3 separate regions of the Homo sapiens genome follow, and all the other regions are linked to region 2. A link is an interaction called in ENCODE POLR2A ChIA-PET data of the cell type or tissue named here. Cell type or tissue: MCF 10A. All regions are shown on one strand. Links, peaks and the distances in the headings refer to the core of each region. The heading gives the core; the rest is flanking DNA.

Region 1 (11,151 bases), core at 2,250-7,249, 150 kb after region 2:
ATTTAGATCATAAACCGTATCTATTTATGATCCATTCATTTTGTTGTTGTTCTATCTAACCTGCTGCAGATAGGGCAATGAATGAAAAGACCGAATTTCTGCCATGATGGAATTAACATCAGAGTGGAAGATAAAATCAATAAACTAGATCTACATTATAAGATCCCATGTAGATAAATGATAGGAAGAACAATGAAACAGAATATGGAGATAAAAACGTGGGATGCAAAGTCAGTTTAGACAAGGTTGTCCTGAAGATCTCACTGTTGTGGCAAACCAGGAGCAGATACCTCAGAGAGGGGAGAAATTCAGCCATGAGGTGGCTGGAGGAAGAGCATGCTGTGTACGGGAAATGGCAGGTACAGAGATGTAAATCATAAATCGCTGACTTTTGAAGTGGATGTATGATTGACAGTTCTACATTAGACCAAACAGGATTCTTAATGCCCAGACATTAGAATGAGTTTTAATAGTTCAGAGTAACTAGATAAGTTGTGGAATCTATTTGAGATATTATTTAAATTATCAGAGAGGAATTCTGGTATAGACGTGTTGGGAGTCAGTATGAGACATATCTTTTTTCATTCCTTGTCCATCAGTAACTCTATTTGGATACAGTTGTTTAAATAATATTTTCATCTGTCTCTTATACTTGTGGGTGGTCAAATGGTTTTGATCCTGACAAAATTTGCCCCAAATCTTGCTTTAAATTTTGAATAAATTTACTGATGGTTGTCAAGAGTGAGGTACATCAAATTTTCCTGTTAAATGTAGCCAATGACTTAGCCAAATTAGAATTTAAATGCATTTGGCAACACATGTTTACCATTAATTTTCTTATTTTTCCTGTGAATATATCAATTTTTCATGGCTCTATGCTCAGGAATTTGTTACAGAAGCGATGAGGCTTTACAAATTTCTAAAGTGAGCTAGAGATACTTAACTATTTTTCTTACTACAGGCTTACATTAGTTAAAGAAATGATCAGTCAGAAGACCATAGTGATGGTAAAACTAATTATATTAGAACTTCAAATGATTTATTTAGGCAGGTTAAGGTGGCAGGTTATAAAAAAAAAAAAGAGTGTGAAAAATCCCCATCTTTCATAGCTTTAAAAAGTTGGGTCTGCTGTGTGCTGTAGTTAAATCAACAGTCTTCTGGTCGGCAGACATGCAGACAACTGTTCCCTCACCGCCACCAGTAAATTCACAGGTCTGCACCATTCCCAAGGGTTGCTGTGCACAGCCTTTTCTAAGGTATGGTTTATACCTGAAAAAGTCGAGATGGACAGGAAAGTCCCATAGATGACAGTAGGCCAGACATTTATCTAGACAGTCCATAGAGAACCCAGTATGTAAAATATTATTTACAGCTTAGTTGTCAAAAATCCTTAAGAGTGGAACTCACTTTCCCCCAATATAACTTATACAGTTTCCTGTAAGTAGAAAAATGTCCATAGCATTTGACATTTTTAGCAATTTTTCCCAATAACATTATGTTACCAGTTTCTCGTTTTTTCTTAAGTCAAAGAGCTTAAAACAACTTCAGGTGCTGCTATTTTCTTTACATTTTAGGGAAAGAATGATAACTTTTTTTTTTTTACTCTTCTTAATTTTTCTTTAGAAAGTTTCAGATTATTAGTAACCACATTAAATTGCAGAAAATATGCAATGATAATGACACATAAAGTTTATAAAAAACAGACACATGTAGAAATGCAAAATCTGAAATTTTACCTGTGCAAAGAAGGAATTTATTAGAGTGAGTAAAAGCTAACATTTTCGTATTTTGTTTAAGACACTGTTCTAAGCACATTATATCAACCTTTTGAATCTTACCAGTGATGCTATAATGTAGGCATTATTTTCTATTTAATAGGTGACTAAATGAAAGAAAAGACAAATAAATTGATAGTTGGTGAATGGCAGAGCTGGGATTTGAACCCAGTGGGACTTAGGGCTTACACTTATAAACCATATATTAAACTTCATTGAGAAGGGAGGGGACGGGGGTTGAAAAGTTGGTTGTGTGATGTTGGTGGCTTTGTTTGTAGTTATGGTTGTGATGATAGTGGTATTAAACAAACAAAAATTCCTTTCTGAATTAGGAGATAAGCTAATTATATTTCATGTAGTATATGTTTATCTTCGTACTTTATGAGCTAAAGAACATTACTATCTATATTTTTCAGGCAAGGAAACTAACTCTGAGAGTGGTTAGGTAACTTGCCTATAGTCACAAAGGCAATGCATTACAAAGGTAGGATTCCCCTCAGGAGGTCTGACAATAATGACAACTTGCTCATCTCTGCTTTTCTGAAGGCATATGATGACATCAACATAATGCTTATTGGCCCATAAACACTAAGCTAGTTAATTATTTTACTGAAGATCACCATAACCTAAGGTACCATGCCAATTTAGGTCAATTTCCATTTCTGACTTCCGCTGAAATATCCATAGAGCTCAGATGAGGCTACTCGTCCAATTAAAATTTTATTTTAAATATAACCACTGCATTCACAACTAATCAGATTAGCTTATAAAATTATAGATGTGTATTGATAAACTATGCACACCAAACATTGTTTCTAATTTCTGTGGGATACTTCTAAATTGTTTTAGTACAGTGAAGGTCCCATTTACCATGCCAAAAGTTACTGTAAGGATTACAAAAAATATGTTGCAGAAAGATGAGTTGGAGTTAGTTGATCATATAATGAAGACAAGAAGCCCAAGGATACTTTCTATTTGGCAGGCTAGAAGTAGGGATATACTTAGTAAGAACAGTTAAACAGAAGAAGTGAGTTTGGCTGGCAATGGGACAATCTATGAAAATGGGAGGTGAAGAGATTGGAAATAGGGCAGCTTGCCCTTAGGTCTTCTCAGTACATCTGTGTGCACCATACATACTGGTTGGGAGAATTTGAGTTAGCAAAGATTATAAGCATCAACAACATTGAAAAAGCAACAAACACAGTTAAATAATTTTAATCACATATAATCATAGTATTTTTAACATAACTACCCTAATTTTGTACCTTATCCTAATACATATATATTTTACTTACCATTTGATCATCTTTTCACTTAATATTACACAGTTTTCTATATAATTCCATGTCCTTTAATTCTCCTATAATTGCCATGTAATTTCTACTTATGCTTCTCTGCCACAAATTTGCATGACTATTTCTGCTTTTTGACATTCGTGTTGTCTCTGAAGTTGTTCCATGGGAAGTTATAGTTGGAAGCATAATGCCTTACCACATGCAATTCCTGGGAAAGTAAGATCATATCTTTTCTAACTGAAAAACTTACAATTGTTTCCTGCTGCTTTTAGAAGAAAACTCAACGTTCTCTCCCTGGCCCCAGCCCCTAAGTGATGTGGGTTCTGACTCTACCTCCAATGCACTTCCCTTTTGCTTATTGTGCCTCAGTCACAGAGGCTCCTTGTTATTCTTCAACCGCATCAAGCACCCTGCCTCTGCACCTGCCATTTCCTGTGCCCAGCATGCTCTTCCTCCAGCCATCTAGCGGCTGAACTTCTCCCCTCACCGAGGTCTCTGCTCCTGGTTCGCCATAACAGTGAGAACTTCAGGACCACTTTGTCTAAACTGACTTTGCATCCCATATTTTCAATCTCCATATTGTGCTTCATTATTCTTCCTATCATTTATCTATATGGGATATTATAATGCCGATCTAAGTTTATTGATTTTATCTTCCACTCCAATGTTAATTCAATCATGGCAGAAATTCGGTCTTTTTATTGATTGCCCTATCTGCAGCAGGTTAGATAGAACAACAAAACAAATGGATCATAGAATAATCTAATAGTTATTAACAGTTTCCCAATATCCCTGTGGGAAATTTCCTTTCGGTCACTATAGGAAGTATTCTAGGACAATTTCTAGAAGATTCTAGGAGTTGAAAGGACCAAGTGTAAGAGCCTTGTTCTTTCAACTCTGAGACCTTATTAATCACTATGTCTTTGGGCTTTGGACTTTAAGCTAGTTATGCAAAGTCAGGAATGACAGTGAGATATGCATAATTCATTGAGGATTTGGTGTCACATGGGAAAGGACCTTTCCTGCTCCACGACAGTCATTGGGATTGTTCTTACCTCGACTTCGGAGTTAACTTGGTTATGATCATTTCCCAAGACTGGTCACATGTCTTCTGTAAGTGCTGTGAGTAACCTTATTTTTATTTAAAATAGGCAGCTGTGGTTTCTGGTGCCCTGAGAGTGCTAGAGATTTCAACATCTGCCTTCATCTGCTGGCTGCTGGCTAGCCTCTCCTTAGCCTCAGCCTGGGAAATTCCAGTTGCCAAATACCTGCTGCTTTGTCCTCTCTGGCACCATCATATCCAGTGAGGCTCTCAATGTCCGTAGTAAGACTAAGGTATCCCACTAGATTTAGTGTTAATAGCAACACAGTTACATCAATAGAGGTAAAGGTTCTACTGGCTTGGAGTGAATACCTCCTAATGGGCTTTATAAGTTGAAAGACTTTCAGCTTAGCAGTTTAAATGTGTAATTATTTTTGCAAGTTTAAAATGTTGCAGCAATTAGTGCTTATTGTGAAAGCTGTTAATTTTATACACACAAACAAATTTTAAGGATTTCAACTAATTAAATAAATAGGTAAAGATTGGCAGGTAATATGAAAGTTGCGAAGATATGTTAGAAAGATAAGTTTAGGAATTTTTGAGGCAAGAGGTGTTTGCAAAAAAATTAAATTACAATACAAAGTAGTTTGATAGACCTTAGTTTCTATCATAATTTTTATTATTGTAAAATTATTTGGGGTAGTAACATTTATAATATTACATTGAAAAATTTTAAGAACCGCATTGAATTTTTATTTATTAAATTCCACTTAGCGTACGAGTCATGAAAAAACAACTTTTGTGTAATTTTCACGTTGTGGGTTAGTCAATAAACTGTATTTGATATCTGAAAATTTATAACAATGAAAAACTGCAAAATAAAATAATAAAATCCATAATAAATTATCTTTAGTCTGTGTATTAAAAAATCTGTAGAAAAAGTATCAGCTCACCCAACCAGCCCTAATTTTCCTTTACCATTGACCTTGACTAAAAGCGAATATCAACATTAATGAAAAAAATTTAATATATTGAATTCAAGAAGAAATTAATGGCCAACGGTGTTGATTATTCAAGAAGTTTCTAAACATTTTAGAAGTGAAGTTATAATAATAAAATTGTGTTACTATTAAATTTTCTTGATAAGATTTTAGATTCATTGTTGGATCTAAAGAATGTTTGATTAAGATGATTTCATATCTGAACCAGTATAATTTCAACACAAAATTTGTTATTTAGCCAAAATTTGTATGAGGAACACTTCATCCTTCAGCCTAGATATATGGCTATCTTCAGTCAAAGATATTGCTTGATATCACATTTACCGACTATTCTCTAACTTTTCTTTTTGACTGATTTCTACAAAATAATGTATGAATATTTCTTAAATATGATATAACTGAGTCATTGTTATTATGGATATTTTTGTGGTTATTGATATATACTGCAACACTGTTTTACAAATAGTGAATTTTTTATGCTATATTACATGTCTAAGTGCATGAGTACACCACCAGCTGCATTTCTGCACCGAAAACCTTCGTTATTTCCTCTGACAATGTATGTGTTTGCCTATTTGTTAACTTAGCAAATTAATTAAAAGTTTCCAAAAGTCATGTTATGTTTCTTTGCTAGCAAGAACAAACATACAATCATATGATATTATACTTGAAAAATTATAAATACATAATTCTAAAAATTAGATTTTTCAACTTGCATGTGTAACTGATATTTTTCTAATTGGCTAAACATATTTAAAATTTAATATTTCTTGAGTTTTTCCTTTACTTGCTGTTTCTTTTGTATTTTTAGTTACTCATCTTTGATTTTGATTCAACTGCTTTTACTGTCTCAAATCTATATTAATTAAAATACTCAGCTATATGTCATATGAATTGTTCTATTGTTTTAAAAAGCAGAATAAATTCCTATCTAAGACACATTTTCCCCAAAGTTATATGATTACTCTTAGACACCTTAAAGCGTCCACAATGTCTGACTGAAGCGCTGATCTGAGACTATGTAACTAGGAAAGCTGTCATTGGTGTTAACCCAACCAGTTATCCATAGATCATCTCAACTTTGAAGTTAATACTAGTTAACCTGATAATATGCCTTATCTTGGTAATCTTGATAAGCCTACGTGTTTCACAAAAACAGCAACAATGGCCCCACAATGGTAGATTATTTTTATGAGTCAGTGTGTCCCTGAAACATCACCTGAGTTTGGCTTCACGGGAATTTCTATGTTTCTGTCATAGGAGAAATCCAAGTGCAACAAGCTAGAATGAGACATGGAAGACTGGGAAATCAATGTTTTAGGAATAACAGAACCATTACATATATTGTTGTAAAAATATAGCCTAGAGCAGGAGTTGGCAAACTTTTTCTATAAAGAACCAGATAACAAATCACAAATTGTTTAGGCTTTGTGTGCCAAGAGGAAACTATAATTAGTTCTGTAGACAATTCTATTATATAACAAAACAGAAAGCAATTTTGCACATATATTTAATAAAATTGAAAATATAATAATAATCAAGCATTTTTTGAAATAGTATGGGTTTTGTATTAGTTTTCTATTGCTGCTGTAAGAAGTTACCTTGAATTAATGCCTTACCACAATACCTGTTTAATTTTTTACCATCATGTAGGTCCAGAGGGTACCATGTTTCTCAGCTGTTTCTTTGCACTAGGTTTTACAAGGCAGACATCAAGACCTCAAGGGGTCAGCATGGCTGTGTTCTCTTCCTGAACCTCTAGTGGGGAATTTGCTTTCATGTCATCATGGTTTTTGACAGGATTTACTTCATTGCGATTGTAGGACTGAAGTCCCCATTCTCCTGCCAGCTGCAGGCCAGCCTGGGGTCATTTTAGCTTTTAGAGACTCACAAGCCTCTTCCTCCATCCTTAAAGTCAGCAATGGAAGCTGAGTCCCTCTCGTGCTTTCAAATCTCTCTTTCCTCCCCTTCTGCTCATTTCCCATCTCCTCTTCCGTGACTGTGTATAAATGACCCCTCTGCTTTGAAAAGCTCTCATGATGACATCTGCACCACTTGAATAACCCAGTGGTAATGTCCCTGTCCTAAGGTCAGCTTAGTATCTTTAATTCTATGTGCAAAGTTCCTTGCTGGTAGTACCTACAACAGTGTTTGATGGAATAACCCAAAACTGGGAATGCCTTTGGAATTCTTACTGTTAATATCACAGGTCTACCAATGAAAAGAATGGAGTGTTTTTGTTGTTGTTGTTGTTTGTTTGTTTGTTTGTTTTTTGTGGGATAGCATTTTCTTCAATTAAGGTCCAAATGTAGTGTTCCTCCTCATCAGATCAATTGCAAATATTCATCTCTAAGAATCACTCTTACTCTATAGGCCTTACTAAAACAGGTGGCAGGCTGGGTAGGCTCATGGGCTTTAGTTTATGAACCCATGATCTGGGATATTGTGTAGCTATTGAAAGTCTTGTTGCTGAGTATTTAAACATATTCTGAAATGTCTAAACTATGTAGATAAACTAAAATAGATGATAAAACAAGGCTGGGCATGATGGCTCACGCCTGTAATCCTAGCACTTTGGGAGGCCAAGGCAGGCAGATCACTTGAGGTCAGGAGTTTTGAGACCAGCCTGGCCAACATTGCAAAACCCTGTCTCTACTAAAAATACAAAAGTTAGCTGGGCGTGGTGGCAGGCTCCTGTAGTCCCAGCTACATAGGAGGCTAAAGCAGGAAAATCGCTTGAATCTGGGAGGCAGAGGTTGTAGTGAACTGAGATTGCATCATTGCACCCCAGACTGCCTGGATGACAGAGAGAGACTCCATTAAAAAAAAAAAAAAAAAAAAAAAAAAAAAAAAACCAGATAAAACGGTATGCACTATTTTTCCAATTTTATGAAAGAAAAATATTTATAATATAATATAAATAACAGATTAGTATGTTTCTATTTATATAAACTGGAAGATATACAATGCACTGATAACAATAGTCATCAATGGAGGTAGAATAACAGGTGAAGTTGATGCATTTTCTCTATTTTTTTTATATTTTTCAAGCTCTTGCAATGCTTTTTTTTTTTTTCAGAAATCAGGAAAAGAACTTAAATGTTATAAGATATTTTAGGTTCAACAATTTGGTATTAAATTCTCTTTCACTAAATTTTTTTTTCTTACCATGCCTTTCTAGCATCAGTGAGCAGCACTGCCTAGGAGATAACAGGAAGCCGGGTTTCACAGCAGCCATCCTAACCAACTAATTCTGTGATGATTGAGAGACTGTGAGTGACCCGATTGGCCAGACCCTTACTGAACCCAACTGACAACTGTGTCCTGATTAAAGGGGAATGAAATTTGTTTTCACAATCCCATATAGACCTATAAACTTGTCCTGACCTGTCAAGAGTGCCAGTTTTCAAACTGCCATTAGCAAACCACTGTGAAACCACCCACAAAAGCCTTACATTTTAGGCTTTTCATTTTATGTTTACTATGAAACATTAAAGAATGCATGAATATAGAAATGGAAATTGGTCCCTTTTCACCGATCACAAACTTTGTACCTCAATTCTTAAAGTCAGGGATGTTTAACTCAGCCAGCCACCTAGCTAGGGTCTGTAACAAACAGTTGGTTATTTTTCACCCTTTGTCTACTCAAAATTAAGAAAGTAAAGACGATAAAAACAATATTCTACAGAAAAAAAAGACAAATGTTAAAAAAGTAATAAAAGAGAACTTTCTTTCATATTCATGTGAGAAGGATAGATGTTTAGAAATAAAGAATAAAATTTGTGTGAGGGATGCCTCTTGCATTTTAAGAATTAGAAGAGGTGATTGGTAAAACTGTAGACATGGACGAGCTGGTTTTCCAAGGCACGGGATCAGCTACAAGTACATAGAAAAGGTCCCTCATATAAAAACAATTATGTCAAGGTGAATTTGTGTGTATTATATATGTACTAAATGATGTGTACATGCAACTGGTTGTTACAGGAAAAAGGAAAAACAGAAAAAAACTGAAAAAATTACATGAAAAAAATGTATCAAGAACCCACAGTAGTTGTAAATAGCATGATACTGTTATTGAGTACCTGAAATCAATTGCAGATTGACATGAGGAGGAGCTCAATGTAACTTCTCCCAGAGATGATCACAGAACTTAAAGAGGCTGAATTCATAGAACAGCTTCTGTGTAGAAGTCACTCTATAGTTCCTCCCAGAGGAGGGGACTGACTTTTCAATTTGTCCATTGGGCCATGCTCGGACCACAGTACTTGAAACAGAACCTTAGGAAAATGCATCATATTTTAATTCTGAACCAAGAGTTGGCTCATTTTTAAAGATACCATGCTTAGTTTTCATTTATTCAGATTTAGGTAAAGGGTTCAATATTCAGGTCAGGATTTGAAATGGGCATCAGGAAGGTGCCCTTAGGTGAGGAAGATTTGTGATGTGGGCAACTTCTTGCTAATAAAAGCCTTCAGTTCAACCTGTACTGGTTCAAGAACTTCTGAAGTTTTACAGAGGCTTGCCTGGAATCTGGGATGAGGGCCTGGGGTTGAGGTCAGGCAGCTTCGTGAACGGAGAAGTGTTGTGCTAATGGGGTTGCTTGAGGGAGGACAATGATATCCACCTTTTTTCAATATTTTGCCTAAGGCCACCCTGGCCCTGCCATTCAAAATCACCTTTTCTGTCATTTTGGCGTTTGTGGTACATTGCAGAACCCTGACTTAGGCCAGGAGGCCATTTAGGAAATTATTCCTGACATTTTGTTTTAAATTAATAAAATACATAAAATAGGGTTCCTTGTAATAGATCTCACACATCAAGCATAAGTAGATCGCATTATTTATTTTTAAATGACATATGCTGTAGCTCAGTTTTGTAGAATTCAAGAATATACTTCATCTTTTGTGTAGGTAATTTCATTCAATTTCCCAGTCCCCTCTTTCATTTTGGAGAAATAAAATTTGTGTTTTATGTCTATATACACTCTCCAATGGGGCAATTCAAAAATAAAAGTGCATCCTTAACACTGCATTTCTTTGCTTTTGGCCTGCACTAGAACTTTTCCCTCATTTCAATGTAGCTTTTGTATGGGTGAATGCAATAAAAAAGGTAATAAACTTAATAAATGGTTCAATTGCATGAGTGCACCTGTGTGTTACCTTCATCCTCATTATCCATTTCCTCAGACATTGTCCATTACCTCGTGTTGGTCACAGAACCCTATTGTAAGTCTAATACATAGTGCAATAAAAATAAATAATCTGAGAAAATATTACAGTGCAAACTGAAAATAGTTTTGTTGTAAATTTATGCACATTTTTATCCACTCTGCTAAGTACAAGGATGCTGTCAGTGTACTGTTCTCTTTATATCTCCCATAGGAGTGAGACCCAAATCCTTATTTCTTATGAGCTTCATTCAAATATATATTACAGGGGCTCCATGCCCGTGGTTGTTTTCTCAGTAGAATTCCTGAAAACTGATTCAGACAATAGTGTGTGCGTGTGTGCGCAGGTATGTAAAAATGTGATGTCCGAGATGACCCTCTAAATCCATGCCTACGTACTCACAGAAAAATAGAAAATAGTAGGTATTTTATTCAAGCAATTCAGGCACTAAATGCATATTTGCCCTGATATCTGTAGATACGAAAAAAACTGTATTCTGCTTGAAACTTTTGAATAATAGATATATTTTCAAACTGAGCTGACTGTGTGAACTTCAAATTTTTGTGGGTTTATAAAGGGCAGAGTTTCCTAGGATGTTTACTGCTAAATTGCATATCACGTATTGGCATGATATGAAGAACGGACTCACCTCTCATGCCTTGCTAGTTTAAAATACTTTACATGCTTTTAGCCAAAGATAATTTTAAAACCAAATATGCCCTCTAATTCGTAGATGCAAAACTGTGTTTTCCAGCTCTCTTTTACACAGGGTCTGTTGGCAGCTGCGTGATAGTATACTCATTAATATCTTTGACAGTTCATAGTTGTCAATCACACCAGATTTTCACAAGCTGCTTACATGGCCTGAGA
Region 2 (11,151 bases), core at 2,046-7,045:
GAACTACAAACCACTGCTCAGTGAAATAAAAGGGGATACAAAGAAATGGAAGAACATTCCATGCTCATGGGTAGGAAGAATCAATATCATGATAATGGCCATACTGCCAAAGGTAATTTATAGATTCAATGCCATCCCCATCAAGCTACCAAAGACTTTCTTCACAGAATTGGAAAAAACTACTTTAAAGTTCATATGGAACCAGGAAAGGGCCCACATCGCCAAGTCAATCCTAAGCCAAAAGAACAAAGCTGGAGGCATCACGCTACCTGACTTTAAACTATACTACAAGGCTACAGTAACCAAAACAGCATGATACTGGTACCAAAACAGAGATATAGATCAATGGAACAGAACAGAGCCCTCAGAAATAACGCCGCATGTCTACAACTGTCTGATCTTTGACAAACCTGACAAAAACAAGAAATGGGGAAAGGATTCCCTATTTAATAAATGGTGCTGGGAAAACTGGCTAGCCATATGTAGAAAGCTGAAACTGGATCCCTTCCTTACACCTTATACAAAAATTAATTCAAGATGGATTAAAGACTTAAACATTAGACCTAAAACCATAAAAACCCTAGAAGAAAACCTAGGCATTACCATTCAGGACACAGGCATGGGCAAGGACTTCATGTCTAAAACACCAAAAGCAATGGCAACAAAAGACAAAATTGACAAATGGGATCTAATTAAACTAAAGAGCTTCTGCACAGCAAAAGAAACTACCATCAGAGTGAACAGGGAACCTACAAAATGGGAGAAAATTTTCGCAACCTACTCATCTGACAAAGGGCTAATATCCAGAATCTACAATGAACTCATACAAATTTACAAGAAAAAAACAAACAACTCCATCAAAAAGTGGGCAAAGGACATGAACAGACACTTCTCAAAAGAAGACATTTATGCAGCCAAAAAACACATGAAAAAATGCTCACCATCACTGGCCATCAGAGAAATGCAAACCAAAACCACAATGAGATACCATCTCACACCAGTTAGAATGGCAATCATTAAAAAGTCAGGAAACAACAGGTGCTGGAGAGGATGTGGAGAAATAGGAACATTTTTACACTGCTGGTGGGACTGTAAACTAGTTCAACCATTGTGGAAGTCAGTGTGGCGATTCCTCAGGGATCTCGAACTAGAAATACCATTTGACCCAGCCATCCCATTACTGAGTATATAGCCAAAGGACTATAAATCATGCTGCTATAAAGACACATGCACACGTATGTTTATTGCGGCTCTATTCACAATAGCAAGGACTTGGAACCAACCCAAATGTCCAACAATGATAGACTGGATTAAGAAAATGTGGCACATATACACCATGGAATACTATGCAGCCATAAAAATGATGAGTTCATGTCCTTTGTAGGGACATGGATGAAATTGGAAATCATCATTCTCAGTAAACTATCGCAAGAACAAAAAACCAAACACCGCATATTCTCACTCATAGGTGGGAATTGAACAATGAGAACACATGGACACAGGAAGGGGAACATCACACTCTGGGGCCTGTTGTGGGGTGGGGGGAGGGGGGAGGGATAGCATTAGGAGATATACCTAATGCTAAATGACGAGTTAATGGGTGCAGCACACCAGCATGGCACATGTATACATATGTAACTGACCTGCACATTGTGCACATGTACCCTAAAACTTAAAGTATAATAATAATAAAATAAAATAAAAAGAACACTTCTGGCTAGCTGTATTTTCCATCTCTTCGTTGAAATCATATAATTTATGATGAGTTACAATAAAATGTTATTTCAAGCCGATCAACACCCAAGGGATGTCAATTTTAATGAGGTATAATAGAACTTTAGGTAATATTTGGGAGCAGAAAGCATTTTAAGACACTGGTTTTGGACCTTGGAAGATCAATAGCAGGGCAATAAGTCTTCAGGGTAGTTGAGGGAAAAGAGAAGGCTTAAGTAAAACTTTGCAACTTTCCCTTTCAAATCCAAAGAGAAACCAGATCCCCTTGAAAAGAGTAAGCAATGTGTCCAAGGTTGCATTGTTGGGGAGTGTTGGGACTTGGATTGCTCTGCCTAATCTCATAACCCAGGCATCCCTCATCCTGGAAGGAAGGGTGATCCTGATGACTTTACCTCTATTAGATTAATGTGTCAAACCTAGCTGACTCCAAGGTACCACATATGTCTGGATCTTGCCTGTGATTGGATTATTTTCTATATCTTTATAACTCTCCTTCTATATTCTTTATTTCTGACCTATGAAAGGCTGAACTTTGGGTAGCATTTTATTCTTTCTTGATGAAAGTTATCTCTTCCTTTTGCCATAATTTTTCTGATGCCATTAATAATCCAAGTTTATATTATCTGTATTTCTTTTGCTGAAGATTTATGTTGAACTTGCATAGATTGCCCCATATCTCATCTTTACAGCATAAGTTCTTTTATTGTCCTACTCATCCCAAATCCACATATGACAATGCCATTTAGATAAGAATATTTTATAAGCAATTTTCTGCTTTAGTTTTTCAATATTGTAGTACATTATTCTGGTTTTTCCTATACACTGTTTGCTCCTAGACATAAATTGCTTCTAGTTCTTAGGTTGTTTGCTTGGTCTTGAGAGAGTATTCTTTATTAGTTTATCTTGTCCCTAAACTCAAATTCTCTGTCCAACTCATTCAGAACGAACCTGGATCCTCTCACTCTGCTGCAGTTTCTTATTCTGGTAATTCTTTGTTGTTGGGGCCGGACTGTGCATGAAAAGATGATTAACAGCATCCCTGGACTCTACCTACTGCAGGACGGTAGCTCTTCTTCCACATCCAGGTCGTGCCAGTCGAAAACATCTCCAAATATTGCCAAATGTTCTGAAGGTCACAACCACTGCTCTATTGAAACCTGTCATCCTGAAGTCACTCGTGACCAGAAACAACGGCCAATTTTTATTTTTATTTATTTTGTATTTATTTTTATTTTTATTATTTTTTTTTTTTGGCGGAGTCTCGCTCTGTCGCCCAGGCTGGATTGCAGTGGCGCGATCTCGGCTCACTGCAAGCTCCGCCTCCCGGGTTCACGCCATTCTCCTGCCTCAGCCTCCCGAGTAGCTGGGACTACAGGCGCCCACCACCACGCCCGGCTAATTTTTTGTATTTTTAGTAGAGACGGGGTTTCACCTTGTTAGCCAGGATGGTCTCGATCTCCTGACCTCCTGATCCGCCCGCCTCGGCCTCCCAAAGTGCTGGGATTACAGGCGTGAGCCACCGTGCCCGGCCCAATTTTTATTTTTTACATTATTCCTGAAAGCTGAAAGCCTCTGTTCCCCTGGAGTTTCCTTCGTTCGGAGATTACACTGCACCATTCTCTTGGTTCCATTTCTAGCACACTTCGGACTTTTGAGTTGGTCTGCTTTCTTTCCCTGGCCTTGAACAGTGTGCCCACCCGGGTTCTCAGCTCTGCTCTTCCGTATGTGGTACCACTGTCTCAGGATAACAATTGTTCTGAGAATTTCCACTCCCATTCTACATTCTGACGACTGCCCTCCTTCAGTTCTAGTCCCCCTGAAGCATCTCTCCTGAGAGCCAGTCCTGGACCTCGACCCTTGGCTGCCCAGCCAGCACTCATGTAATTACACTAATCCACTGTATTTTCCTTTCCTCCTCCATGAGACCTGGTATTTATCACACATTTCCATTGTCACTTTATGTCCTCATCACCCAGCTATTCTCCCTCCCTTCTAAATTTAGATTTATTACCAAAATCTATTTATTACAAACACACGTATCCGAATTTGATCTCTCCAATTTATCATCATAATCTTTCCTTAAAGCTAGAGAAATACTGTAGTTTCCCCATCTCTTGCCTGCACTATTTTTACAACCTCCTCAACGGTCTTCCAGGCTGCCAGGCTCCCTAGATTTTGTCTGCTGCACATGTTGCTGACAAGTTTATTGTCCCTAAAATAAACCTGAATATGTCCTTTCATTGATTAAAAGACCTCAGCTATTGTGCATTGTTTTCTGAGTATAATTCAATCACCTTAATAAGGCATTGAAAGACCTCTGTGATCAGGCCCCACATACCTCACTGAAGTTATCACCCTTTTCGACTACCAGCCACAATGTGGCCATGTCCTTGTACGATCCCACTTCAGATGTTGCACTTTTTCTGTCCTGGGTCACCTTCCCTACTTCTTGGCTGACAAACTCTTACTGATTCTTCCCTAAACCGCTCAATTACCCCTTCCCTCTAAAGGGGACTTGCACTTACATAGGCATAAAAAGAAACTTGGAAACTATTTTCATTTATCAGAATGTGCTATAAGTATTCTTTTAGACTTGCATTTTCCTCTTATGAACTATCAGACCATAGGTTCTGATTATTTCTCAATAGATTAAACAAGATTGTTAGCCAGGATTGTCTCGATCTCCTGACCTCCTGATCTGCAAGATTATTTCTCAATAAACAAACAAGACTATTTCTCAATAAAGAAAGAAAAACAAAATGACTCAAACAAAAAGTTCTATAATTCAATTGCACATTTCACAATAACATTGAGAAATAAAAGTGAAAGAAAGCAATATATATTTAGGCATGCGTGTGTGTGTATGTGGAGACAGAGAGAGAGAGAGAGAACATTGAGCTATACTATTACAGTAGGAACAAACAAAATAATTTCCTTGATCTTATATTAATCTAAATCATACAAATATTAGAAATTTTACAACAATCCTAAGGAAAAAAAGGTTATTGAGCATATAAATTAAAATGAAACTTTCATGGAGAGAAAAATAATATCAGCACATTGTTATATAACAGCTTTCACATTTAATCAAATTAACTGCTAATAAATTTCATATCAGTCAGAAATAGAAATGCAGAAATATATTTTGAAAAATAATAAAAAACAAATGTATGTTTATATTGGATTTTACATTTTCAAATGCCAGAAGTCCTCATTAAAGATCTCACAAGCTGAGTATTTTCTTTGCATTCTGTTTAAATGAGTACAACTTTAACCTCAGCCAATTAATTTCATCATCTTAACTGTACCAAGATGTACTTTGGAGTTCAGCTCTACTTATTCAGGGCTAGAGACTTTGAATCATGGCTCAAAATTGATGCAATCTTAAAAACGAAAGGCCAGTACTTTATCCTATAATCTTCTTCAAAATATTGACTCAGTGTCCATGGATGTTCATCATTGCCCAGGGATAAATCAGTAAGACTATCTTAATGGAGTTTGATCAGTGAATGCGGCCACATGTGTTCACAGGGCCTAGCCTAATAACTGGGTCAATATGTTCAGACCCATTGTCTGTGCGTAGTGATTTCATTAGATAAAAAACATCTTTGCCCATTTCTTTCTAATTGTTTTAGGAGTATAATTCCTGCTGATAATCTACAACATTGACTTGTACATGGGAAGGCAAACATTTGTTAGAAATTCTTTCTGCTACCTTTGATCGGAATGAAAGAAAAAAAATCAAGAGATATTAAAATCAACTACAAAGGCAAAGGAACCTGTCTTTTCAGGTAAAATTGAGTTATTTAAGGCTGATTTACAATTATATGTATTTTACAATGTCTCCTGCAAATGTATATAGCTTTCACTAACAGTGCAATGATACTTGCCATCGAAAATAAAATGCAGAAACCTCTTTTCCCATCTTATTGATAAGAAGGTAAAATTTAAATCCTGAACAGCTCTTTCCATCAGAACATGATATTTGGTTTCACAAACTCTTCCTTCAGTAACAGAGCATAAGTTTGGAATATCATGCTTTATTTTCACCCACTAATGCCATTTTCTGTTTGAAGAAAATAATAATGTGCAGCTGCTGCTCTATCAGGGTGACTGGCAAGTCATTCCCAAGCTTCATCCTAATTAGATCAATAAAAACTAATCCCTATGAGAGTATACATAAGTCTTGCCAATTACACACTTAATTTAGAGAGAAGTAGTACTATTTTCAATAAGTGGAACTATCATGACTATTTCATTGCTCTTTTCCAACATTTATTTCCCTGGATCACTGAACTGCAGATGTAACCAGTGAGATGTGAGACAGGGTGGGGCGTGGTGAATGGGAGGAGCAATCATTGGTTGATACTTATGGCTGCTTTGATGCTTACAGAATGATTACACAAGAGGAAACAAATGGTTTTAGAAAAGCTCATGTGATCATATAATAATTGGTCTATAGGCTTCTGTGAACAGTAGAAACTCTAAGACAATTATAGGTACCTGTGTTTAAATAACTTAAAATCATTCCACTCTGCCATTTCTGGAAAAGATTAAGAAGCAATACAGTCCAGCAATCTGAGAGCTGTGACGATGTGATACAAGTAGAGTTCAGGTCAATTTGTCATCACTGGCAATAATTAAATAGTCTTTGCCTTGAGCTGCTTTACCCATTTGAATGGGAATTATGTCCACCACCACCAAAGTCACTTTCTATTGCCCAGGTATTGATTTGGCTCTTTGTTTTTTTCTACATGCAGAATCACCAATTACAACATGGTTATTGATATCATGGAAGGATCTAAATTGGCTCTTTTTGCATAGTAGGTAAAAACTAAGGAAGAAAATCGTGATTTTTATTCTGACAAAATAAACTAATTTTAGAATGTTATTACTTGATTTACTGTTTTGCAGAACATGTAATTCTTTTAAAATTGATTCAACTTTTCAGTTCATTGGCTTTCTCTTCAACATTTATTTTAATGTAAAATGATACAAAGATATCTAAGTATTTAACATCACGTGCATACGGGTTTGTAAAGGTGCAGTTGTCCAATATATACTATTGAATAAAATGTCATTTATAAAATCTGATTATGAGCATATATTGTAATTAGTTGTATAAAATATTTGCATTTACTAAAAATACAAACACCAATTTTTGTTTTAAACAAGGCAATACATATAATTTCTATTAATATGCAGTAGATTCGTTTTACATCTAAGTTTTAAAATCACCAGGGATAAATCATCACTACCTATGGTTGTGTCAATTTACATATCTAATTCTGCAAGCAGAACGTCTCTCTAGCCCTGCCCATCACAGCATAGCTTCAGAGCAATTTCCCCTCTATGCACCGTCTAGGAACATGACCAGATTCATTCTATTTAGGACAATGTGGCAGCTGGGAGAGCAGTTCTTCAGTTTCACAGAATAAGTCAGTATGACATTCACCTTGAACTCAAATTTTATATAACTTTCATATCCAAGATAGTACATACATTTTGGGGGAATATGTCAAACTAAAATATATCACCTGCGTCTTAAGAAATGAAAAGTATTGTACATTTTGGGTTATATATGGCTAACTGGATAGATATAGATATGTAAATATACCAAATGAACCAAAAAGAGGAGAAATATCTGCCCAAGTACACTGAAGAAATAGATAATTACATGATATTTGGATTATTTTATTGACTTCTCAGAATTAGGCAGAAAAATCATGTCATTGGTGCTATGTAAATAGGATGCTAAATTTTAAAAAGTTTTACTCTCCTCCAAATGGAATAGAAAGGGGGAATGTGGTGATGAGATGCTCTCTTGCCTTGAAGTCAGCTGGGCATGCTACTAACAGCCAAGGCCAAGCAGCAGATCAAGGTTCTCCTGGCCTGCTGCCTGCCAATCATGATCTCTCATGAGCTATTTCACTTCGCTCCACTGTGTGTGATGCGTAGGTTCTCTGGCCTAACAATCCATGGTCCTTTTCACTTTGGTTAAAGGACAGAGCCCTAGTTTCATACAGGAAGAAAAATGAAGACAAAGGAAATACTGCATTAGGTATAGTGTCTGAAATGATGTTGGACAGTCACAACGGTAAGAATGCCAGAAAAACTAAACTTTGTTTTCAAATAGACATCTAGAACAACAGCACTACATTTTTTGGAATCTTACTATGAATGGTTTATAACACTTCAAAATTTTGCCTGTTTCATGCATTCACATTTACAATAGATAGGTGATGACTGATCCTCCAGCTGGAGTCTGGGGGTCTGGCATGCCTCAACTCTCAGAGGACACTTAACTGTCCCGAAGAAATGGTCATTTCATCATTTAATCAGGTACTTGCATGTAATTGCATTTGGATACACAGGCATTCACACACTTACACAACTACATTTAACCTTCAAAGAGAAACTTTCTAAAGGGAATTTGCTTCTTATGGAAGTAAAGTCAGAATGAGCTGTATTCAAAGGGTGAGGAAAGCTATACACAGGAGACCTCTGTTTTATTGTGGTTTAGCTCATGGAGCAAATATGTTTAGTGGTTTCGGTCTACTTCCTTGGAAAAATGTCCACATTGAAAATGACCACCCAGGTTAGCAAAGTTTGGCATAATGCTCACATCCTAGAAAACAGAAGTCTCTATCCAAGGCCAATGTCCATTTCCAACTCTTACTACATTTCTTTTCCTCAGGGAAGAGATTTTAGTAGGATCAAAAGAAGTTATTCTACGGGTCTAGAAAAAATACAATAAATTGCGCACTTTAAACTCATAACTACTAAATCAAAATAATTTATTGTCCTCCATTTTTAACCATAAATAGAGACCGTCCACTACGGGATCAACCAAGAGTGAACTATTCCCCAGCTGGTTATGAAATTTATTCAGATGTCACGGAACTGTGACCTGGTAACCTGCCCAGTCTTAGAGATGCCGAACATTACAAATGTGGAGGCAGTTGGGCTACATAAAATTCTTTCCCAAAACAGTGTAGCATTGTCAAAAAGTCGTATAAATATCAATCCATGCCACAATCTTATAAAAAATTGCCAGCCTCATTCTTTTTGTTTCACTTTCTATTCCCCCTTCTTAGCAAATGACTGATTGATTCCTTGGGCAGACTTTAGACTCCTATCAGGTACTGAGGAGGCTTATGCAGTCCCTGGGAAAGACCGTGAGTTCCATACAGGGTGAAAGCATGAATTTTGCTTTCAAAGAGCCCACATTTTTCAGGGGCAATACAATGAAATATATGGCTTCCTTAAGACATTTTCAACAGTAATATAGACTTGTGGAAGAATTTTGTGCAATTGGCATTGAAGTAAACATAAAGGCACTAAAGAAAGTGGATGCAATTGCTGCAAATAACTCCTTTTTTGAATATATTGAGTCAAAATTTTGGAAATTTTAGACAATAAGCCTTGTGCAGACATGCAATTAGTGACAGAGACGTGTTCTGATAAATGTGTCCTTAGGTGATTTTTGTCCTTGTGCTAACATCAAAGAGTGTACTTACATAAACCTAGATGGGATAGCCTAGCACCTAGGCTATGTGGTATACGGCCTACTGCTCCTAGGCTACAAACGTGTACAGCATGTTATTGGACTGAATACTGGAGGCAATTGTAACACAGTGGTGAGCATTCATGTGCTTAAACATATTTAAACATAGAAAAGGTACAGTAAAAACATGGCATAAAAGATTAAAAAATGGTAGACCTGTCTAGGAACTTAGCATGTATGAAGTTAATTGGACTGAAGTTGCTCTCAGTGAGTCAGTGAGTGAGTGGTGAGTGGTTGTGATGGCCTGGGACATGACTGTCGGCTTTATGAACACTGTACATACAGGCTATACCGTGTTTATTATAAAAATTGTTTTTATTCAATCATACACTTAACTTACTGTAACTTTTTTACTTTATACACTTTTTAATTCTGTAAACTTTTTTTTACTATTTTGTAATAACACTGAGCTTAAAACACACATTGTAACCTGGACAAAAATATTTTCTTTCTTTATATCCTCATGTTATAAGCTTTTCTCTACTTTAAATTTTTAACTTTTATTTTTTACTTTTTAAAATTTTGTTAAAAACCATGACACAAACACACATACCACCCTAGGCCTATACAGGGTCAGGATTATCACCATTATTGTTTCTGCCTCCACATCTTGTTCCCCTGGAAGGTTTTCCGGTGTAATGGCACACAAGAAGCTGTCATCTCCTATAGCAATGCTATCTTCTGGGTCCCTTCCCTGCCCGAGGCTATTTTACAGTTAACAATTTTCTCCTAAGTGGAAAAGGTACACTTTAAAATAATGGTAAAAAATATAGTATGGTAAATACACAAACCAGTAATATAGTCATTTGTTACCATTATCAAGGATTATGCACTGTATATAATGTATATGCTGCACTTTTATATGACTGATAGTGCAGGTTTGTTTACACCAACATCACCACAAACATATGAATAATGTGTTGTGTTATAATCTTATGATGACTATATCATTAGACCACAGGAATTTTTCAGATCCATTATAATTGTATGCAACCACTATTAAATATGCAGTCCATCATTAACTGAAATATGTCCTTATGCATGACTATGTGTGTGTGTGTATACATATACATAAATGTATATACACCCACATATATAAGTATAATTTATTCTATATACTCTGATTTCTGTCACTGAGATTTACTCAGAGTGTTCCAAATAATATAATAATTTGCTTTGCCTACAGAATGAAGCAAACTATAGAAATTAAGTATAGGTAATGTCAGCATTATTTGAAGATTTTTCCTATATTACCCAAATATTTATTTCAATTTCACCTAGTCAATTCCTAATTTGATTTCTCATCAAATATTATAGAATTGTCACTTTTTAAAAAATAGCCATGCTTGCTTGTGCAATCTTTGTCACCTTTGAATGTACCTTTTTCAAGCATTTTTCCAGAAAAGCAGAAGTCAAATAGATTTTCAGGCTATAATAGCAAGAAAACTTCTACCTGAGTACAATGAACATGAAAATTTTTTAGAAAAATGTAACTCCAATATTCAAACCAGAGTGTTACCTGTAGGAAAGAGAGAGCTAGAATAATGCATGATGAAAGTCAACACTGAAACCAATTTTATTACAACTCTCAAAGTTATTTCAGTAAGTTTTAGTTTGGGGTAAAGAATCCATATTCTATTTACTTCTGAAAAAGTCTCCAAAATGAAGCAATGGAGGTGAATACTTGCATATATATGTGTTAGTAGACAATATTCATTGTGTACCCCAGTAACACTGGGGTTGCAAAGCATCAAATCAAAACAATTCAATGCAAAGCAACATGAAAAATTCTAAAACACATAATTGAAAAGCACAACATACAGCTCTTTCCTACTCCTGAGTCTCTTACA
Region 3 (11,151 bases), core at 1,961-6,960, 180 kb after region 2:
TTTTCTCTCATTAAAACACTGACATTATTAAAAATCTCTACTACATAGGCTTCTGGGATCCCTGGTATGAATACCCATTGCTTTCAGAGAAAGAATCAAAAATAAAGTCATGATTATAAACTTTTTTTTTCCCAGTTGCTCTGTATCTAGGTCCTCGTAAATATAACAGTTGAATAATGTAGGATTACAAAGAAATCATCATATAGCATCTGAATTAAAGAATGTAAAATTTAGATTTTGATGTGGCTATGAGTAGCATAAAAATAATAATAATTAAAAAAATACCCACTATTTTGAACAAGACAGAAGTTTCCTTTATCAAATGAACCTAGTTCTGAAGTTGCCATACCAGAGGTATGGATGCAGTGTGGAGTGGCAGAGACCTCGGCTTCTCCAACCATGTCAGTTTTTTAATGCATAATTTCCACTCCCAAGATCATCTCATGATTGGACATGGCACATGAAGCTTTGAGTAATCTGACTACACAGTAGCAAATAGTGAGAAGTGTACATTCTCTTGGTTTATCCCTATTGTTCAGACTACTTATACCACTCATAGCTACCAGAACATTTGGAAAATGTACTCAAGTAGTTGCCTGGGGATGTGTTCTTATACAGAAAGGTACCAAGAGATATTGAGTAGATCCGCCTAATTCTCCTCATCTCCGTTTTACTCAACATGATACACATTGAGCTTCGTGATGCTCCATTCACTGTACAGAAAAAAGCAAATTTAAAATATAAAAGTCCTGGCCAGGTGTGGTGGCTCACACCTGTAATCACAGTACTTTGGGAAGCCGAAATGGGCAGATCACTTGAGGTCAGGAGTTCGAGACTAGCCTGGCCAACATGGTGAAACCCCATCTCTACCAAACAATACAAAAGTTAGCTGTGCATGGTGGCAGGCACCTGTAAGTGCCAGTTACTTGGGAGGCTGAGGTGGGAGAATCACTTGAACCTGGGAGGTGGAACTTGCAGTGAGCCCAGATCACGCCACTGCACTCTAGCCTTGGTGACAGAGTGAGACCCTGTATCAAAAAAATAAAATAAAAAAAGTAAAATAAAATATAAAAGTCTCAGTGGGACAGAGAAAGGAATGATAGGGTGGAGCATTGGAGCTATGGTCTGTGGAGCCCAGTGCAAGGTTTCTGTTTGCAGAGGCTGGTTTAGGAGAAGTACATTGCTGTATTTTAAAGCATCGACTCTAAGTTACTGAAAGAAGGCTTTTGTCTCTGGCTCCATCACGGAGCAATGAACAAAGGCTTAAGTTCCTTGACTGGCACATTTAGCTACTTTTTTCATAAGGGATTTTCCAAATCGAGGCATGCGAGAGGAAAATCTAAGTGAAAGGTGCTGTCTTACTGGGCCATGAGGCTAAAATAGAAGTTCAGGTCTGACAAAATGTCTTGAACCCAAAGAATAGGAAATACAGGAGAAGTAGCCAAAAAATCTGTATGTGTATTTTCTCCAAATTGCTAGCTTACCCTTAAGCTGTAAAGGTGCAGACGAAGTCACCAGGACACCTAGGAGACTACAGCAGTCAAGAGAATAAGCATCTGAAGGCCATTTCAGCATTCACTCCTGCAGGTTACAACCAGCCAAGGTGAAAAGATCTTGGGTCAATACTCCAGGTTTTCTACTGAAGCCCCAGAAGGGCTGGGACCTAGAGAGAAAAGCTACAGGCAGGAATAAACTATGTCCTAAAAGTAAGAGTAAAACCTAAGTAGATCAGCCCTAAGACATTCTAAAATCCCATTCGTAAAGTTTCAATGAATGTAAACGTGTAATAAAAGGTCACTACATACTTGAAAAAACCATCCAGCATGAGAAAAGCTAAAAAGATAATTTCAAAATAATTGTATAATCATATGACTGAAAAACACGTTTGGAATCATTAGATACAGGAAACAAAATAAGTTGGTATCATTGAGGATATGCTAGATTAATTTGTGGTAACAGACAACCCTAAAAGACAAACCTTGAGAGGACCAAGGTAAACCACCAATATTCAGACTTCCAGAAGGATATTTAAGTAATAACAGAAAAGCTCATACATATTGAACCATGTAATTACTGTTTCTGATGTTCTCTATTACTTTGTGTAAATCTACATTACCATCTAGAATTATTTCCATTCTGTGTGAAGGACTTCCTTCACATATTTAAAGACATTTTTCTTGGCCTGGTGCGGTGGCTCACACCTGTAATTCCAGCACTTTGGGAGATAGGGGAGGGCAGATTGCTTGAGCCCAGGAGTTTGAGACCAGCCCGAGCAACATGGCGAAATTATGTCTCTACAAAAAGTGAAAATATTTGCCAGGTGTGGTGGTGCACACCTGTGGTCCTAGCTACTCGGGAGACTAAGGTGGGAGGAACACCTGAGTCTAGGGGGCGTCAAGGCTGCAGTGAGCCATGATTGTGCCACTGGACTCCAGCCTGGGCAACAGAGTGAGAACCTGTCTCAAACAAAACAAAACAAAACAAAACAAAAACAGAAAAAAGAAATAAAAAACAAAGACAACATTTCTTATAGAGCAGGTGTGATGACACTAATTTTTCAGGTTTATATGTCTGAAAATGTCTTTATTTCACCTCATGTTTGAAATCTATTTCTGCTGTTCATGGGCTTCTGGGTTTTAGGTTTCATTTAAAACATTAAAAATGTTGTTCCACTATTTGCCCACTCGCATTGTTTATGATCTACTCTAATCCCTATCTTTGTTTCTCTGTATATAGCATGTCTTTTTCTCTTCTGCTTTTTAAGATTCTGTACAACTTGTTTTCAGTAATTTGATTGTGATATACAGTTTTCTTCTGCTTCTTGTGCTTGGGGATTCTCAAGACTCTTGCATCTCTGGGTTTGTAGTTTGCACCAAGTTTGAAACCTTTTTAACCATCATTTCTTCAAATATTTGTTGGGCCTGGCTTCCCCCCTGCCTTGTGAAAATCCAATTGTGCATATGATATCAATAGATTGCTTGAAGTTCACCCACAGTTCATTGACACTCCTTTTTACGATCATTTTCTTCTGGGCTTTTTTTTTTTTAGATAGAGTCTCACTCTGTCACCCAGGCTGGAGTACAGTGGCATGATCTCGGCTCACTGCAACCTCTGCCTCCCGGATTCAAGCAATTCTCGTGCCTCAGCCTCCCCAGTAGCTGGGATTACAGGCACGCACCACCATGCCCGGCTACTTTTTTGTATATTTATTAGAGATGGGGTTTTACCATGTTGGCCAGGCTGGTCTTGAACTCCTGACCTCAGACGATCTGCCTGCCTCGGCTCCCAAAGTGCTGGGATTACAGGCGTGAGCCACTGCTCTCTGCCTGTTGCTTATTTTTTTATAGTAATTTTTGTTATGTCTTTAAATTTACTAATATTCTCTTCTGTAATATCCAATCTGCTGTTAGTTACAACCAGTCAATTTTACTTTTCAGACATTATAGCTTTCACCTCTAGAAGTTTGACTTTTGCCTCTCTTGTGTCTTCCAAGTGTCTGCCTAACATTGTGAATATACAAAATGCAATTATAAGAACCGCCCTAATGTCTTTGTTTGCCGTTTCTAACATCAGTGTCAGTTTTGAGTGAATTCAATTGATTGAATCCCCCATTCATTTTATTTTCTTGCTTTGTTGCATGTGTGATCATCTTTGATTGGATGCCTGACACTTGACTTCATTGTGTTGAGTACTGAATGTTTGTGTTTACTGGCATCTGAAGAGATCCTGCTGAACTTCTTGCACTTTGTTCTGCCATGCTGTTAGTGGAGACAGTGTGACTTATTTGGGTCTTGCTTTTATGGTTTGTTACATGGTTCTGAAGTAGAGTTACATCAAGGGTTAATTCTGCACTTTAAAGTGGGAAGAAATTCTCGGGTACTATACTCAACATGCTTTGGATTGAGGTTTTACAGCGGAGTTTCTGGAAGAGGCTCTACGCCTGCCCTTGTGTGCATACTGGGCAATGTTTGATTTCAGCTTTTTGTGTGGTTCTTTCTCAGACCTACATACTTTGCTCACATGAATGTGCTAATCAGCACTTTCATGAACATTCAAAGTATTTCTGCATATCCCCAGATTTCTCTCTCTCTCTTCCACTGTGTCCTGAGAACTCTACCTACTTTGGGGCCCCATGACTCTCAGTTCCAGTCTCTTCATTTTAGGGAATCTTCTGGGCTGTTCCTGAGTTTCCCCTCTGTAAGTCACCACCTTGAAATTCTCTTGAGGAAAAAAGGTGGGGAAGTGAATAGAATCCTCCTCATTTTTTTTTTATTTTCTGTCTCTCAGGAAATATATTATAATTAGGCCTTTCATTGCTGAATTTTGAGTATTTTGAAACTAGTCTTCTGTATATTTTTGTCTGATTTTTGTTTTTGTTGTTATTGGTGGGGGCATGAATCTTATCCTGTTTATTCCATCTTGGCAGGAAGTGCAAGTCCCACACAAGTAATTTGAACAGGAAAAATTTAATAGAAATAATGTTCACAAGTACTAATGTGGTTAAGTCATAAGAGGGTCAAAATAGAACTCTAACAGGTAGAAAATTTGCAACAGCAGAAAGTAGCTACCACCTATTTTAAGGAGCGTGAACAAAGGAAGAACTTAAAACACCAGAAATGCCTAGTTCCCTACCTCCCCAAGGCTTAGATTCAAATCCTTTGGAGAAGGTGTGTGTGGCTGTCACAGAAACACGCACTCAGCTGGTGGTTAAAAAGCTGGTACAGAATGCTGGCCAGGGTTGATCCACAAGGGCTGCTTAGATGAGAACTACTGAATTACTTATGCCTCATCTCCTGGTTTTTTTTTTTTGTTTGTTTTGTTTTTTTGCACGAACAGTACCCTGGAGGCAGGAAAGAAAGCTCTTTCCTCCTGCAATGGTATTAGAAGCCTCTCTAGTGCCCTCTATTGACAAAGCCTAATAGATCAGTTAGTAAAAGAAAAATTTCAACAGAGCCCAGCAGTCAAAGTGTTACAAAGCAGAGAGAAGGGTCCATTTGGAGCTGAAAATTGATAGACTGGTAACAGGGTCAATGGAATATGCTGTACAGCAATAATTAAGAATGATGTGATGCTGTATGAAGCGACTTGAATATTATAAATTTAAAATGGAATAAAGGAAACCATGCACAGGAGAGTATATGCTTAATAATTTCATTTATATAAATATCACAAAGAGGTAAAGATGATAATCTCTGTAGGTAGAATTGGAATAGTATTACATTTCAGAGAAAGTCATTGAGGATGTATATGGAAATGCCTTCTGAGTGCTTGGTTTTTTTTATTGCTTTCTTTTCATTTTAATTTTCTATTTATTGATCAATTAATATGACCCTAGAAGAGGAAGTACAGCATAATATTTTTGTGATACAAAGCAAGCAAAAGAAAACAATATATTGCTTATCCTTACACATATTAGTAATTAAGCCATGTTATATATTAACATGTTAGTAATAAATACGAAATTCAGCATAAGAGCTTTGGTTTGTGGGAAGGTGAGTGGAAATAGAGTTAGAGCAGAGGCAGTTACTGGTAATATTTTAGCTTGTATGAGAACCTCCCAGGGATTATTACATTTTTATGCTTTATAACATAATGATATAAGAAAACTTTAACTGAATTGTGTAAAAAAATTCAAGAATCCCTGAAAATTGGGCAATTTTGAAATTGTTTCCAAAAGAAATCAGAAACCTTCTATGCCAATTCTATTTTAAATACACAGAGCTATTAGGGGCAATTTATACCCACATACTCTGTGTCTTCAAATGTAAGGTGATTACTCCATTTTTGATATTAGAATATCCAAAAAGTGCTATTTAACTTATATGAACATATAATATTTGGAGAAAAATGTCTTACAAAGTGAAAATGTCAAAGTTATTTTACATGTGATTTATTCAGTTTCCTTTATATTGCAAAAATCATGGATTATTTAAGTAATAGATTATATATATGTGTAGATGTATATATTTAAGTTACAGTTAATGAATGGATTTATCTAAATCTACACATAGATCTTTAGCATCCTATCTTTGTCACAGTAAAGTTACTCTATTAGTTTTACCGCACATGGAGAACATACCTATTTGACGACTCTGTGAACACCAGAAGTAGGGTAACCGATGACAACTAATAGAACTTTTCATTAAGGACTGTAGAAAGCAACACTTAGTAGACTTGAACAATAATGAAAACAAGCTCAAATAAGGGCAAAATATTTGAAAGGGCTGTTTAGACTGTCTTCAAAATAAAATAGTATAGAGAATTCACCATAAATGAATAACTTCAGTCAAATGTAAAGACTCCATTTTTATTAGGGATACCTCTGGAAAAATGTTTAAAATTTAGACATACAGGGTAAGTTTTAATTGTTTATTTTGATTGAATGGCCAGACTCCCTGCTTCATTATATTGTCACCCAGAAAACCTATATGCCTGATATCTGCTTTTCAGTAATTGTGTACCTTAATATTCTTCCAATAAAATAGGGATAGTTATTTACTTAAACTTAAGTTGCCTAAGTTGTTTACTTAAATAATTATCACTATTTTGTAAATTGCCTGTTTAAAGAAAATGTATGGTGCTAAGATTAAGGTTGATAGGCCAATCTATTGTGGTTTGTGAATTGATCGTTCTGATTCAAATTTCAATCTGAAGATAGTTGTAAAAAATTTCACATTGTTTTCTGATATATTTCAGATGAGACTTCCCTTTATTTATGTAATTTGATACATTTTGTACTTCATTCTTATACAACATAACAAACTTTTCATGTAGTGTAAATTGAAAACTTCACAAATACTCAATAAGTCTGATTAATGAGGACTTCAACTGGTCATTTAGATAGTAAAACTAGTTTAATTGTAGATTGTAATGACTTCATTGTCAATGCACATAAAAAGCAACCTTCTATTTCACATGATATGTATCTTCTGACTTCAGCTATATGGAAAGGGAAGCCCATTGTTTTCCGACAATAACAAGGCTGAATAAGTAAAAAGTTTTTATAGTATTTATCAATTCATGTATAAATGTATTTAATAAAATCAGATAGAAAGGAATAGTAATAATTTGTAAAATGTATGTTATACATTATAAGTCATAAACAAAGGTAACCATTTAAAAATACATAAATGCATAACACTTGCTTCTTAGGTGCTCCCAGAGCAGCATATTTCAAGATGGTTTTGAATATAGTGAATACAGAAATACCCCAACCTAACTGTTCAGAGTTAGACCAATTAACTTATCATAGGCACATTAGGTCTATATCTTCAATATCAAATAGAATGCTGAGGCAAGCATCCACGTAGATGAGGCTACTAACATTCTTCTTTACATAGCTTGCATATTTTCAGTTTTTCAATTTTATATTTAATTTTTTTAAATTTAATTTGTAGGTATAAACAGCTGCAAAGACCTCATGTACTTATATAATTGAGTTACAAGTTAAGTACCTACACCAAGATAAGAACAGTGCCTACATATATTTGGCATTTAGTAAATGTTTTCCATTCATCAATATAAGAAATAAGAATATTTATATTAATAAAATAAATACGACAAAATCATTCCTTTTTTTTTTTTTTTTTTTTTTTTTTTTTTGACACAGAGTCTCACTTTGTCACCCAGGCTGGATTGCAGTGATGTAATCTCAACTCAGTGCAACTCCACCTCCGGTGTTCAAGCGATTCTCCTGCGTCACCCTCCGAAGGAGCTGGGACTACAGGTGCATGCCACCAGGCCCGGCTAATTTTTGTATTTTTAGTAGACACGGGGTTTCACTATGTTGGCCAGGCCAGGCTGGTCTCAAACTCCTGACCTCAGGTGATCTGCCTGCCTCAGCCTCCTAAGGTGCTGGGATTACAGGCGTGAGCCACCATGCCTGGCCTCCATAGCTCTTTAATATTCTCCCTATTTATTTATTCCACAAAGCTCATTTGTGCTGCTATGTGCCAGGCACAGTCTTCACCACTGATGGATATGAACAAGAATCATTGCCATTGGGAGAGAAAAATAATAAACTAACAAAGTTAAATATAATTAACTTAAAATTAATAAAACGTTGGGCAAAAATACATTAGGGGAGAGGCACAGGGATGGCCAGGTTGTTGATAAGGTTTCATCTTTCTAGCCAGTGGCTTGGGGAGGCCCCATTGAGAAGGCTTATTTGAGAACAACTGCAAGGAGGTGAAGCAGCGAGCTAATGGGAGATCTGGAAAGATGGTGAAACTGGCAGAAAGAAGGAAAGTACAAAAACCCTGGGGTGGGAGCATTTCTGAAATTTCAGAAAACCTTCAGAGCTAAGTTTCACTGGAGTGGGATAAATGAGAGTTAAAGGAACAGGAGATGAAGTCAGAATACGGAGAGTCAGAAGGGAAGGCCTTATGAGCCAGAATAAGGTCCTTGATATTTACTTGGAGATGAGAAACTACAGGACTGTAGGCAGACGACTGGGGCCTTAGTGGTCTTGGGCAATTATCCTTTATTCTATAGCCTTTCATTCTTCTAATTTCACATATGACTATTTTATTCTTTTTTTATCCTCAAAACTTTCCTGTCCCTGCTATAATCTCCAGTGTCCCACCTTCGTTCTCAGCTGATGACTTAAATCACAGAAAAAGCCAAAGGCTACGAGAACAGATCTCACAACACACAAGCTCCCATTGCTGCCCCATCTGCCTGCCTTCCTTCTCACTTGTCACTGTGGAAGAAATGACTACGCATCTTCTCGAGGGCGAAGCCATTGAATATCTCCCTGCTCCTTTCTGGATCGTGCATCTTTCCTTCTTATCTGGCCAATTCCCTCTGGGTGGTGGCAGGCAGAGACTGTGTAAGGCCACATGGTGATGTGAGGGTGATGGGTTGATCTGAGCGCCTTGGCTTCTTTTGGTGACTGACATAAATCTAGGTCAAGGGCAAAGGGAAGTTCATTCCGATTATCCTAAGGCAGCTAGCTGTGGTGAGGAAGTGAGTGTTGAAGGTACAGAGGGCGAATTGGGGTTCTCTGCTTTGCTTCTTCAAAGGTAGAAACAAAGACAAGCACGGGAGAGACACCTGCCAAGAATACCACAGCTGTCAGCTGTGGTCACCATAGGTTAGTTACCCTGAGCTTTCTTGTTCTGAATTCAACAATGCAGCCTCTTCTGCAGCACTTACCTGTACATGGCAACAAACAAAAAACTGCTGCTGTGTAGCAGCCTGGACCAGGAATAGGTGGCTTTTTCCTATAGGTCAAATAAAGCACTGTGGACAATCATGATAGACAAGATGGAAACATGTGTAACTCTCCCAGGAAAAGCATAGTGTGGGCCTCTAGAGCGCTCCTCTCATTCCCACCCATGAGGAATATTTGGAGGTGCCAGGGACTCAGAAATTGCCTGGGAGCCTCTTTAATAGATGAGTTCATGATACTCAGATACATCCACACGCACGTGAATGATAGGGCTGATGTACTGAGACGCTATTATAGTATTGAAATACCAATAGTACACAGCATTCCTAATGCCTATGCACATGCCCTCAGAGTGGGATCGTTCATAGATTCCCTCCAACAAGGGATCAGTGGAAATGGCTGCTGGGACACATAGGTGATACAAGACATTGAAAAATTAAGCTGATGTTTTCTGAAAAAGTGAAGACTTTAGTACAAAACACTGATACAGGAAGATCTCAAGATCAAAAGAATGAGTTCTCCTCTCCACTGCCCTGCAAAGGCACAGGTATTATGAACCCTGGTATAGGAAACTTCACGAATTGTTATGAGAGAGAACTCCTGCTTTTGGGATCCAATATTCTTTGGGCTATGATAACCGGATGGGCCACACAAAATACCCTGCTCCCATAATGTAGGTCAGAGAACAAAATTAATCTTTTCTCACAGATGGTGGGAATCACGTAGAAATGGATCCCATTCATGTCGGAGCAAATAGTGGTCCCAAGCATTGCCATGTAAGGATGGAGAAGATTAAAAAATAATCAAATCAACTATGCAAACGGCACAGTACAATAATAAAAATAAGAATATACGTTAAATAATGCAGAATTACCTGAGAACTTAAACTCAATGCAGCAAGAAAACACAGAAGGAGACAGTAAGGGATGTTGCAAACTGAGGGCGATAAATTGAGGACTGAACTATTAGAAACCAGCTATGTAGATTTACCTAACTACTGAATTAATGGCACAGAGTATGGTTTCTCAAACTTTAGCATTCTTCAGAATTGCCTGAAGCTACTGTTAACAGAATACTGAGTTCCTAAATTGAGGACTGAACTATTAGAAACCAGCTATGTAGATTTACCTAACTACTGAATTAATGGCACAGAGTATGGTTTCTCAAACTTTAGCATTCTTCAGAATTGCCTGAAGCTACTGTTAACAGAATACTGAGTTCCACTCTCACTGTCTCTGATTTAGTGGGTTTGAGGCAGACTGAGAATGTATTTGCATTTTGAACAAGTTTCCAGGTGATGCTGATGCTGCTTGTATGGGGCCCACGTTTTGAAAACTATTTATATAGGGGCTAGAGAAAAATTAGTAGTAACTTGAAAAGGGTAAGAAAAACAGAGGGGAGAAGTTATTAAAGATAACATTGTATTAATCTCTTTTCACACTGCTGATAAAGACACACCCAAGACTGGGTAATTTATAGAGAAAAAGTTTTCCATGTGGCTGGGGAAGCCTCACAATCATGGCAGAAGGTGAAAGGCACGTCGTACTTGGCAGCAGATGAGAGAGAATGTGAGCCAATTAAGGGGGTTTCCCCTTATAAAATCATCAGATCTTGTGAGACTTATTCACTACCATGAGAACAGCATGGGGAAAACTGCCCCCATGATTCAATTATCTCCCACCAGGTCCCTCCCACAACATGTGAGAATTATGGGAGCTATAATTCAAGATAAGATTTGGGTGGGGACAAAGCCAAATCATATCAAACATGCAAATGAAGAAAGTTTACTTATTGAAATAAAAGACTTAATCTGAGGTTTAAAAAGCACACCTTACAAGATTTTTAAAGTCGACTTTTGATCTATTGTCAGACTACAGATAAAAACTACACCACAAATAAGATTATTTTAGCTAGCCAGATGTTATTTTAAAACTAAAGTGTAAACATTTGCTTTTTATTTTTCATAATTCTTTATTCAG

The links. ChIA-PET counts read pairs that join two places held together with the same protein. Peaks named below come from ENCODE experiments on the same cell type or tissue, not always from the same donor. Only the 100,000 strongest peaks of a DNase experiment are listed, where the experiment ranks them.
Region 1: POLR2A ChIA-PET joins it to region 2 with 6 read pairs; 2 of 35 experiments call an interaction of 5 or more read pairs at or near these places.
Region 3: POLR2A ChIA-PET joins it to region 2 with 6 read pairs; 1 of 35 experiments calls an interaction of 5 or more read pairs at or near these places.

What each region holds. Positions count from the first base shown.
Region 1 is chr13:104,802,762-104,813,912 of GRCh38, reverse strand. The region is part of intron 3 of LOC107984606 (a long non-coding RNA gene); the gene reads left to right. Among named protein-coding and RNA genes, the nearest start is that of DAOA, 660 kb to the left of the region's middle. In MCF 10A, for the core only: no CTCF peak of the experiment used is centred there; a DNase peak (open chromatin) is centred at 4,262.
Region 2 is chr13:104,947,749-104,958,899 of GRCh38, reverse strand. LOC105370343 (a long non-coding RNA gene) reads left to right here and starts at 3,530. Exons shown (of 3, transcript XR_001749998.1): 1 at 3,530-3,614; 2 at 5,370-5,525. In MCF 10A, for the core only: no CTCF peak of the experiment used is centred there; DNase peaks (open chromatin) are centred at 4,549 and 5,079.
Region 3 is chr13:104,767,612-104,778,762 of GRCh38, reverse strand. All of the region lies in intron 3 of LOC107984606 (a long non-coding RNA gene), which reads left to right. Among named protein-coding and RNA genes, the nearest start is that of DAOA, 690 kb to the left of the region's middle. In MCF 10A, for the core only: a CTCF peak has its summit at 4,910 (motif pointing left); a DNase peak (open chromatin) is centred at 4,882.